2 separate regions of the Homo sapiens genome follow, and region 2 is linked to region 1. A link is an interaction called in ENCODE POLR2A ChIA-PET data of the cell type or tissue named here. Cell type or tissue: GM12878. All regions are shown on one strand. Each heading gives the region's core, and the rest is flanking DNA. Links, peaks and the distances in the headings are about the cores only.

The links. ChIA-PET counts read pairs that join two places held together with the same protein. Peaks named below come from ENCODE experiments on the same cell type or tissue, not always from the same donor. Only the 100,000 strongest peaks of a DNase experiment are listed, where the experiment ranks them.
Region 2: POLR2A ChIA-PET joins it to region 1 with 13 read pairs; 7 of 35 experiments call an interaction of 5 or more read pairs at or near these places.

The regions. Positions count from the first base shown.
Region 1 is chr19:13,019,295-13,024,596 of GRCh38, reverse strand. All of the region lies in intron 1 of NFIX (nuclear factor I X), which reads right to left. Among named protein-coding and RNA genes, the nearest start is that of NFIX-AS1, 6.8 kb to the right of the region's middle. RefSeq lists enhancers at 675-1,187, 1,621-1,750. In GM12878, for the core only: no CTCF peak of the experiment used is centred there; a DNase peak (open chromatin) is centred at 1,954; H3K4me3 peaks cover 1,622 bases; H3K27ac peaks cover 420 bases; H3K27me3 peaks cover 174 bases.
Region 2 is chr19:13,142,083-13,147,428 of GRCh38, reverse strand. STX10 (syntaxin 10) reads left to right here. Exons shown (of 8, transcript NM_003765.3): 5 at 2,034-2,141; 6 at 2,559-2,665; 7 at 2,758-2,852; 8 at 2,943-3,371. The coding sequence ends at 3,019. Among named protein-coding and RNA genes, the nearest start is that of STX10, 5.6 kb to the left of the region's middle. In GM12878, for the core only: no CTCF peak of the experiment used is centred there; no DNase peak of the experiment used is centred there.

The sequences.
Region 1 (5,302 bases), core at 1-5,000:
GGCACAGTGTCCGTCTGCACAGACGCCCGTGGACGCACACGCGGGGGCGTGCGGGGCCGCCTCTGGTCCCCGACACCGGTCGATTTTTGGCCGCCCCCAAGAAGACAGAAAATGACATCCACGAGCAAGCGAGTGAGGAAACAGATCAGGCTTCCCTCTCCCCAGGCTGTTTTCATTTTCTTTTCTCCTGATCCAGTTGGAACATCCACCCCAACATTTTTTAATCAGACCTAAATCCTAAATATGTGATTTCAGCTTTGTTATCGACACCAATACTAATGTTAATCACAGTAATAATGAACAAAACACTTCTTGTTAGCACAAATAAGGTGCTTGTCTCGGCCACATTAGGGTTAAAAGCTACATGGGTCTTCTTGCGACCCCTTCCCCAGCCTCCCACAACCCCTTCACCCTTTTTCCCACTCAGTCAGGTGACAGAAGGATGGGCTCTCTCGGTTTTGTTTGGTTTTTTTTTTTTTTTTTGGTTGTTTGCTTGTTTGAAGTTTAAATAATAATTGATTTCTGTTTACAAAAATAAAACTGGAAAAAATTAAATAATTACCATTGATCTGAAGCACCCGGCAAAGCCCAACGCCCGATTCTGAGATTCTGGACTCAAAAGAGTTGTGAGTTGGGGGCGGGTGGGGGGAGGGGGGAGGAGGAGGAGCAGGGGAGGAAGGTAAATGTTTTAAAGGGGGTTATTATTGGTGTTCTGGGGAATAGGGGCCGGGCTTGGGTGGATTCTCAAACCCTTCCCCCTCCTCCCCCCCCCCATGCTCCATTGCACAGAAGGGGGAAATTAATATTTTTTTTGAAAAGGAGCAAAAAGAAAGAAAGGTCAGGGATAGCAAGCAGAGAGAGGGAGCGAGCCGGCTGCCACACACGCCAGGTAAACAAAAGCCAACAAAATTTTTTTTTCAATTTCTTCCCCTGTGCATCCTCTTCCAGTTTAAAAAAAAAAAAAAAGAAAAAAATGCAAAATTTAAAAATCAAAACCAGCCTCCCACCATCTCCCCACAACCAACAACGCACCCCACCCCACCCCCGTGCAAAACAAAAACAAAAACAAAACCCAGGAGGGAAAAAGCGGCAGCTGAAGAAAAAGGCTTTCGGCTTTGGCAGCGGCACAGGGGTGTAAACTTCGAGCTGCCTGATCGGAGGAAAAGGGGGAGCTCGCAGATTCCCGGGGAAGAGGACGAGTTCTGACCGGCTGCAGACCGTTGCTGGCAGACGCGTGCAAAAGAGAGAGAGGGAGCGAGGGAGGGAGGAAAGGAAGAAGGGGGGGAGGGAGAGATCGAGGATCGAGGGAGGACGTGGATGGGATGGGGCGTGTGTGTGAGTGTGCGCGTGTGTGTGCGCACTGGTTGGGTTTTTGGGGTGTTTTTTTTTTTTGCTCCTTTTCTCTCTCTCAAACTCCCTCTCTCTCTCTCCTTTCAGGCTCAATCCCCATCCATTTGCTTGTGCCAAGCCAGTAAAAAGGGGTGGGGGGAGAAAGAGACAGAGAGAGAGAGAGAGAGAGAGAGAGAAAGAGAGAGAAGGATCCACCTATTTGGCAAAGAGACATCCACGAGCAGCCAATGGCTGCGTCCAAGGGGAGGAGGGAACCGGGCGAGCAGGGAGGGTGGGGAGAGCCCCCGGCAGTTGGAGACCAAAAACAATTTGCCCAATCGACAAGTTCACGTCTAATGAACAAGCAAAGTCCAGCAGTTATGAATTTTTCATTCCAGGCTCCCACTCGGGTCCATTTGGCAGCAGCCACCCAGCAAATCTGGGGGTGGGGTGGGGCATTGGGGGGGACTGGGATTGTGGAAGACTCGAAATTTTTTTTTAAGCCTGAAAAATAAATAAATAAAGGCCTGACTCCCGGCGGGCTGGCGGGCGGGAGCCCCAGAAGGCCTTGGGGAAGCAGCTGCGCCTTCTCTCTGTGTTTTGGTTTCAGTCTTTCTCTCGGGCCTGCACACTCTCTTTTTCTGTTTCTATTTCTTTCTTTCTTTTTTTTTTTCTTCCTATGGAGCACACAGGGGCGAGTGGAAGTTTTCCTCCCCGGCCACATACACACGGGCCTGCGGTGCTATGAATAGAAATAAGAAGAAAGAGAGCTCAGAAAGTGTCCATGCCAGCAGTACTTCCAGGGCAGGGATCTGGTGCCCAGGGTACTGCCACCTTGTGATGCCCCCAGGTCTGGCTGCTGAAGGAGCACTCTCAGACAAGGGGGAGGCCAGCACCCCACACGTCCCTCCCTTCTCCCCCAGCCCCCAGCAAGCTCAGCCTCCTCCTTCGGCCCACACCCAGCCACGCACACTCCATTAGCGGTGACGAGGGATGCCAACGCAACACAGCTCGGCTCGAGAAACTGCAACAGTTTATTAAAATAGCCTCCTGTCACAGCACTCCGCCTGACAAGCTCTACACGCAGCCACAAACAACAGCCAGACCCGGGGAGAAGTGACAAAGGCAAAAAGATGGACACTACCTCTGAGCAGAGGCAAGGAATCTGACCAACGCCCCTCACCACTGCACAGGCATTTAATTCTCCAGATCTGCCCTCTCCAGTTGACCTGAGATTAGTTTTCTTACCTGTCTCCCAAATCAATTTAGACTAAAGAGCCCAAACCCTAGCAGTGCAAAGTGCAAAAGTATAAAATGAGAAACCCAAATGAAAAGAAAAGAGCTAAGAAAGGACACAACAAAAAACAGCAAAGGGCTCTATCAAAAACAGGCCACCTGGGGGAAATCAAGTCACAGAGAAGTGACCCACCGGGGAGCCCCTGCTCTGGTCCTCCACTTGGGGACCTTCCTCACAGCAAGCAGAAAGGGTGAGCACTGGGTAGGGGAGTCCCACTTCTGAGGGGGTCTCTCCAGTTAGAGCTATGGAGCAGCCATGCTTGAGGCCTTCGAAACACAGTAAGAAGGAAATAGATATGACATAAAAGGAAAAGCAGAGGAAGAAGGATGTGGCTGCAGACAGGGAGAAAGGGATCCAATTCCACTCAGAACCCCATCCCTACAGCCGCCCTCTCCCTCAGCGAGGCTCAGTCCTCAGCTGGCGACGGAAAAAAGGTCACTGCTCACTCGTGCCCCTTTCTTCCCCAACTGAAACCCTGTGCTTTGTGGCCTTTATGTTGGCAGAAAGGTTCCCGGAAGAGCACCTGGGGCATGCCAAAATAAAACATCCAGCCCTGGGCTGGCGCTGAACCCTGACAATGGGAGAGGGGCTGCCCAACACCTGGGACCCCAGTCTGTGCCCTGAATTATCCATCTCAAGTGAACTGAGCTCATGGCTGATCCCTGAAAGAAACGGTTAGAGGTGAGAGTACAGAAGGCAGGTGGTATCAGAGACAGGCCTCTTAGGGTGGTGTCCAATAATTCACATCATGTTAATAACCAGCTTCAGTCCAATCAGCCAAAGATGTTAGCTCAGAGACATGACATAAGGTACCAAATCCTGCCTCTCCACCTTGTGGAAACAATTTTACCTTCTAAAGTCAAGATGAGGTCATTAAAAACTACAAGTGAGTTTATATTTGGCATGGAGGTGTTTTTCTTGTATTCTGATTTATACTAAATATTAGACACCAAACAGAAAATGGCCAACACGAGCCTCCTGGAGAATCCTGGCATGTTCCACTTCACAGACCACAGTGCCACAGTAGAAGAGACATGCTCGACATGGGTTGAATCTGAATCTGGTGGTACAACTGGGTCAGGGATAGAGGTGGGGGCAGCAACAGTCCCACAGCTGGGAAATGACAGATGGAAGGATCCATGTAGAAGTTAGGGAAACAGGACAAGATGCACGACTGGCTCCTGGAGAGGGGTTGGGGGTCAAAACTCCACGGACTGGCGGAGAGATCAGAGGAGAGGCGGCAGAAGAGTGTCTCAATAGAGCCTCAGGGACCTACAAAGAGCCCCAAGCACCCCCTCAAGGCTCTCTTAACAGAAGAAGCAACAGGCCTTTCCCAGGGCAGAAAGTTGGAGGAAGAACAATTGTCAATTGTCCTTCTCCTGCCAGTGGCTATAACCTTGCAGGTGGGCAGAAGATTCTCAGGCAAATACTTTCCCCTCACCCCATTCTCTCTATGGGCTGCTGGCTCCCAGTGGAGGAGGCCTTTCTGGAGGAGTGGCCAGGATATTCTGATGCTTCGGGAGATGAGAAGGTCTCTTTCTCTATTTCTCTTTCCTCCCTCCCTCCCTTCCTCCCCTCCTATTTTGGGCGCACACAGAGGAATTGCTCGGGTTCCATTAGAAACATTTCAAGCACCCTTCACTGCGGGCCCCCTCCTCCTGCATGCCACTGGTGGCGGCCATCAGCCCAGACACGCCCCTCATGAGCCCTAGACAAAAGGAAACTGTCCCCCTTTTGTTAAAGAGTGGAGGCTCCTGTTGGAAGATTACCTGTTCCCAGCCCAGCCTCCTTCTCTTCTCCCCTCCAGCCCCAGGCAGGAGATCAGACCGCTTTACATCCTGCACCAAAGACCAGAATCAAGACAAAAAATCCCTCATACGATTCAAGGCTTCTCCAGGTCTGAGTCACTGGCAAGTGTAAGAGTTCAGGTGATGGAAAGAGCAAGGGGACATGCAGGCCACAGAGTAGAAGGACATGGGAAATGGGGAAAGGAAGCCACTGATGCTGGTAATAGGAAGAGAAAAAAAAAAGACAAGGGGGGAAAAAAGGAAAAGCAGGAAACATTGTGGGGGAAAGGTATTTCCCCCATTGGAGAGAAAAATCATCGAGAAGCCAGAAATAAGACTTTTTAAAAATTCATATGGGTTTTTGGTTTGTGGAAAGGGATTTTGCTGCCATTATGGAAGAAAAGCCTCTGTCTTTTATTGTTGAGTACTATTTGGTAAAAAAAAAAAAAAAACAAACAAACAAAAAAAAAACCAGCAACAGTTTTCACTGAAACATTTCTAAAATACATACCCATGCCAGTTTCAGCCATCACTAGGAGAAATGTACCCCCAACAGAAAAAGACTGAAAGGGCCACGGAGAAAGAGAAATAGAGAGAAGGAGAACGAAAAAAGAGAAAAAAGCCAAACCTGGAGAGAGAGTGCCAAGCTAGGCCCACAACTGAAAAGAAAGAAGGACAAAGATGGAGGGAAACAGAACAGCAGAGGAAGAAAAATAAGAAGACAGAAAAGGGCTCTGCACCGCGGCAGAGAAAGAAAAACCAGTTAAGGAAAATGACTGCTTCTCCATGAGAAGAAATGCATGGTTTTCAAAAACTCTACACAACAGACCTGTCCACTGAGCCTGTATGGATTATTTGAAGAAAAATAGGAAAATATGTACAGCACCTC
Region 2 (5,346 bases), core at 347-5,346, 120 kb before region 1:
CAGTGGTGCAATCTTGACTCACTGAAACCTCCACCTTCCGGGTTCAAGCAATTCTCCTGCCTCAGCCTCCTGGGTAGCTGGGACAACAGGAGTGTGCCACCATGCCCAGCTAATTTTTGTGTTTTTAGTAGAGACAGGGTTTCCCCATGTTGGCCAGGCTGGTCTCAAACTCCCTACCTCAGGTGATCCGCCCCCGCCTTTTCATCTGTGCATGCACCTAACCTATTTGGGTGCGTGCACTTGGCCTCTGAGTGTATCTGCATTTTCCCCCCTCATATCCTAATATCTGCTAGTTTCCTCTGTAATGTGCCTGCCGTGTGTGTGTGTGTGTGTGTGTGTGTGTGTGTGTTTCTGTGTTTCTCCCAACCACCTCTGTCAGTCCACTTTTTCTCTTGGTGTTCTCTGTTGATATTTTTCATATGTTGAGAACCACCAGCCTTTCTCTCTCCCTCATAAGCGTACGTGGGGTCGGGGAGGGTGGGGGACTGAGGCTCCTCCCAGTTTGTCATCCCATAGCAGTGCCCACGTGCCTTCCAGATGTGCTGCCTTGGGGGAATTCAAGTCCAAACTCTAAAATACATCTGTTGGAGCCGGGCACGGTGGCTCACACCTAAAATCTCAGCACTTTGGGAGGCCCAGGCAAGTGGATCACCTGAGGTCAGGCGTTCGAGACCAGCCTGGCCAACATGATGAAACCCTGTCTCTACAAAAAATACAAAAATTAGCCAGGCGTGGTGGTGATCACCTGTAATCTCAGATACTTGGGAAGCTGAGGCAGGAGAATTGCTTGAACCCGGGAGGTGGAGGTTGCAGTGAGGCGAGATCACACCACTGCACTCCAGCCTAGGTGACAGAGCAAGACTCTGTCTCAGACAAACAAACAAACATCTGTTGGGCCAGGCATGGTAGCTCACGCCTGTAATCCCAGCACTTTGGGAGGCTGAGGCAGGTGGATCACTTGAGGTCAGGAGTTCGAGACCAGCCTGGCCAACATGGGGAAACCCTATCACTAGTAAAAATACAAAAATTAGCTGGATGTGGTGGCAGGTGCCTGTAATCCCAGCTAAAATCCCCCCAAAAATAAACAAATAGTAAAATGTGACATTTACTAGCATTACTATGTGTTGGGCACTGCTGTAAGTGTCCCCCATCAATTAATTCTTTAAATCCTCATTTCAACCCAGGAAACACGGATTCTAGCTCTTCCCATTTTATTTTATTTTTTTTTTTTTTGAGGCAAGGTCACTCTGACACCCAGGCTGGAAATGCAGTGGTGCGATCTCAGCTCACTGCAACCACCGCCCCCCAGGTTCAAGCGATTCTGCTGCCTTAGCCTCACAAGTAGCTGGGATTACAGGCATGCACTGCCACACCCGGTAATTTTTTTTTTTTTTTTTTTTTTTGAGAGAAGGTCTTAACCTGTCACCCAGGCTGGAGTGCAGTGGTGTGATCTCGGCTCACTGCAACCTCAGCCTCCCAGGTTCAAGTGATTCTGACCTGCCTCAGCCTCCCTAGTAGCTGGGATTACAGGCACCCGCCACCAAGCCTGGCTAATTTTTGTATTTTTAGTAGAGACGGGATTTCACCATGTTGGCCAGGCTGCTCTCAAACTCTTGACCTCGTGATCCATCTACCTCGGCCTCCCAAAGTGCTGGGATTACAGGTGTGAGCCACTGTGCCCGGCCCAATTTTTGTATTTTTAGTAGAGATGGGGTTTCACCATGTTGGCCAGGCTGGTCTCGAGCTCCTGACCTCAAGTTATCTGCCCACCTCCACCTCCCAGAGTGCTGGGATTACAAGCATGAGCTACCATGCCCCATCCTGCTCTCTGCATTTTACAGATGAGGAAACTGAGGCACAAGGAAGCCAAATGATGGGGTCTCTGGGTCACCTTGCTAGTAAGTGGTGAGTGGGGAATGCAGGCTGTCCTGCCCCAGAGTCTGCCCCCCTGACTTACCACCGTGGGGATTTGCCCCACAGGCCCCGCTGTGAGTTGGGGTCTCTCCCTGAGCCTATGTTGTGTGCCCCTGCAGATACTCGCAGGCAAGCCAGCTGCCCAGAAGTCACCCAGCGACCTGCTGGATGCCAGCGCAGTCTCGGCCACATCTCGCTACATCGAGGAGCAGCAGGCCACACAGCAGGTTTTGGGGCCAGCGGGGTGGATCTTGGGAGGGGAGAGCCTTGCAGACTGATCTGAGGTCTGGGGTCCCTTTTTGTTGTTGTTGTTGTTGATATGGAGTTTCGCTTTGTCGCCCAGGCTGGAGTGCAGTGGCGCGATCTCAGCTCACTGCAACCTCCGCCTCCCAGGTTCCAGTGATTCTCCTGCCTCAGCCTCCCTAGTAGCTGGGATTACAGGCGCCCACCACAATGCCTGGCCAATTTTTATATTTTTAGTAGAGATGGGGTTTCACCATGTTGGCCAGGCTGGTCTCGAACTCCTGGCCTCAAGTGATCCGCCTGTCTCGGCCTCCCAGAGTGCTGGGATTACAGTCATAAGCCATAGCGCCTGGCCTTCTGGGGTCGTTTTCAACAGCATCTCCCACCCCTTCGCTCTGCAGCTGATCATGGATGAACAGGATCAACAGCTGGAGATGGTGTCTGGGAGCATCCAGGTTCTGAAGCACATGTCCGGCCGCGTTGGAGAAGAGCTGGACGAGCAGGGCATGTGAGGCCAGGACCCTGGGGGTGGGCCAGGGGCTCTCGGCCACCCTGGTGTGTCTGGGCCATCTGGGGCTGATGCCATCCTGTTCTTGGCAGCATGCTGGATGCCTTCGCCCAAGAGATGGACCACACCCAGTCCCGCATGGACGGGGTCCTCAGGAAGTTGGCCAAAGTATCCCACATGACGAGTGGTGAGTCCCCTCAGGGGAGGGGTCAGTCCTGGTGGGGGCAGGTTGTAGGTGGTACCCTCTCCCCGTGACCCCTGACCTTCTCGTTCCCAGACCGCCGACAGTGGTGTGCCATCGCCGTGCTAGTGGGGGTGCTTCTCCTCGTTCTCATCTTACTATTCTCTCTCTGACCCCAGCCCTCCCTGGCAGGCTGGTCCCTTAAGCCTGGGGAGCCACCAAGCACTTTGGAGCTGGCCTCGCCCCCTAGGAGGAGAGGGTCCCTCCTGGGTAGCTGGAGAGTAGAGGGTCCCGCCTGGGGAGCTGTCCCCATGGCTCTCCCCTAGAGCCAGTGGGACCCTTCAGGACCCTGGGCTGGAACCACCACCACTGGTCCTGTCTCAAGTGCACTTAGGGGGTGGTGGAGGCAGGGACACCTGAGACACACCTGTCTCCATTTCCAGTTCCAGGACCCCAAAGCCATTTGCCCCTGTGCCTTATACACGTGCCAACCTGGAAATAAAATGTCAGCCTTTTTTATACGTATTTGTGTCGTGTGGTGTGTGTTGACTGCAAATGCGTGACCGAGCCCTGATTGGGACTCCCATTCTAAGCCACTGCTTGCACAAGTGCTCCAGTGTGTGTGTGCACATGTGCGTGTTCCGGATTTCTTTTTTTTTTTTTGAGACAGAGTTTCACTCTTGTCACCCAGGCTGGAGTACAGTGGTGCAATCTCTGCTCACTGCAACCTCCACCTCCTGGTTTCCAGCAATTCTGCCTCAGCCTCCCAAGTAGCTTGGATTACAGGTGTGTGTCACCACACCCAGCTAATTTTTGTATTTTTAGTACAGATGGGATTCCTCATGTTGGCCAGGTTGGTCTCAAACTCCTGACCTCAAGTGATTTGCCTGCCTCAGCCTCCCAAAGTGCTGGGATTACAGGCAGGAGCCACCGCACCCATGCGAGTCTTTTTTTTAATGGTTTAGGTTCTCTTGATCTTTTTATTTTTATTTATATTTTTTTGAGACAGAGTCTCGCTCTGTCGCCCAGGCTGGAGTGCAATGGCGTGATCTCGGCTCACTGCAACCTCTGCTTCCTGGGTTGAAGCGGTTCTCATGCCTCAGCCTCCTGAATAGCTGTGATTACAGGAATGCTCCACCACACCCAACTAATTTTTTATTTGTAGTAGAGATGTGGTTTTGCCATGTTGGCCGGGCTGGTCTTGAATTTGAACTCCTGACCTCAAATGATCCGCCTATTTCAGCCTCCCAAAGTGCTGGGATTACAGGCATGAGTCACTGTGCCTGGCCTATTTTGGGTTTGTTTGTTTGAGACAGGGTCTCTCTCACTCTGTCTCCCAGGTTGGAGTGCAGTGGCATAATGATGGCTCACTGCAGCCTGGAACTCCTGGGCTCAAGGCAGCCTTCCACCTCAGTCTCCCAAGTAGCTGGGACCACAGGCACATGCCACCTCGCCTGGCTATTTCATTTTTGTAGAGACAGGGTCTCCCTATATTGCCCAGGCTGGTCTCAAACTCCTGGGCTCCACTGATCCTCCTCTCTCAGCCTTCCAAAGTAATGGAATTACAGGTGTGAGCCATCATGACTGGCTTCTATGTTATTATTTATTTATTTTGAGATAGAGTCTTGCTCTATCACCCAGGCTGGAGTGCAGTGACGCAATCTCGTCTCACTGCAACCTCCACCTCCCGCATTCAAGTGATTTTCCTGTCTCAGCCTCCTGAGTAGCTGGGATTACAGGCACCCGCCACCACACCCAGATAATTTTTGTATTTTTAATAGAGACGTGGTTTTGCCATGTTGGCCAGGCTGGTCTTGAACTCCTGATCTCAGGTGATCCACCTGCCTCGGCCTCCCAAAATGCTGGGATTACAGGCATGAGCCACCGTGCCCAGCCCAGTTACTTTAATCTTGTGTTATCTTTGAGTCTATGGGGACCCACGGTGCATCCATGGTTTTTCCTACTTGATAGAACCATTTGTCCTTTCATATTCTTGGGACCCTCTTGTTCACCCAGATATTTCCAATATCGGTTAAATTTTGTGATCTCGTTTTTTTTTTTTTTTTTTTGAGACTAAGTTTTGCTCGTCACCTAGGCTGGAGTGCAATGGTGCGATCTTGGCTCACTGCAACCTCCGCCTTCCAGGTTCAAGCAATTCTCCTGCCTCAGCCTCCTGGGTAGCTGAGATTACAGGCGCACTCCACCACGCCCAGCTAACTTTTCTATTTTTAGTAAAGATGGGGTTTTGCCATGTTGACCAGGCTGGTCTCGAACTCCTGACCTCAGGTGATCCATCTGCCTCAGCCTCCCGAAGTGCTGGGATTACAGGCATGAGCCACTGCGCCCTGCCGATCTCTTTTATGTTCTTTTAATGCATGAATGCTCTTCTGAATGCGGCGTGGAGTGTGTGTGTATGGGATGTGTTTCTGGGGCTTGGCATATCAGCCACGGCACAGGCGGGCACCGAGTGAGCCAGTGTTGCTGTAAAATTGACAGAGCC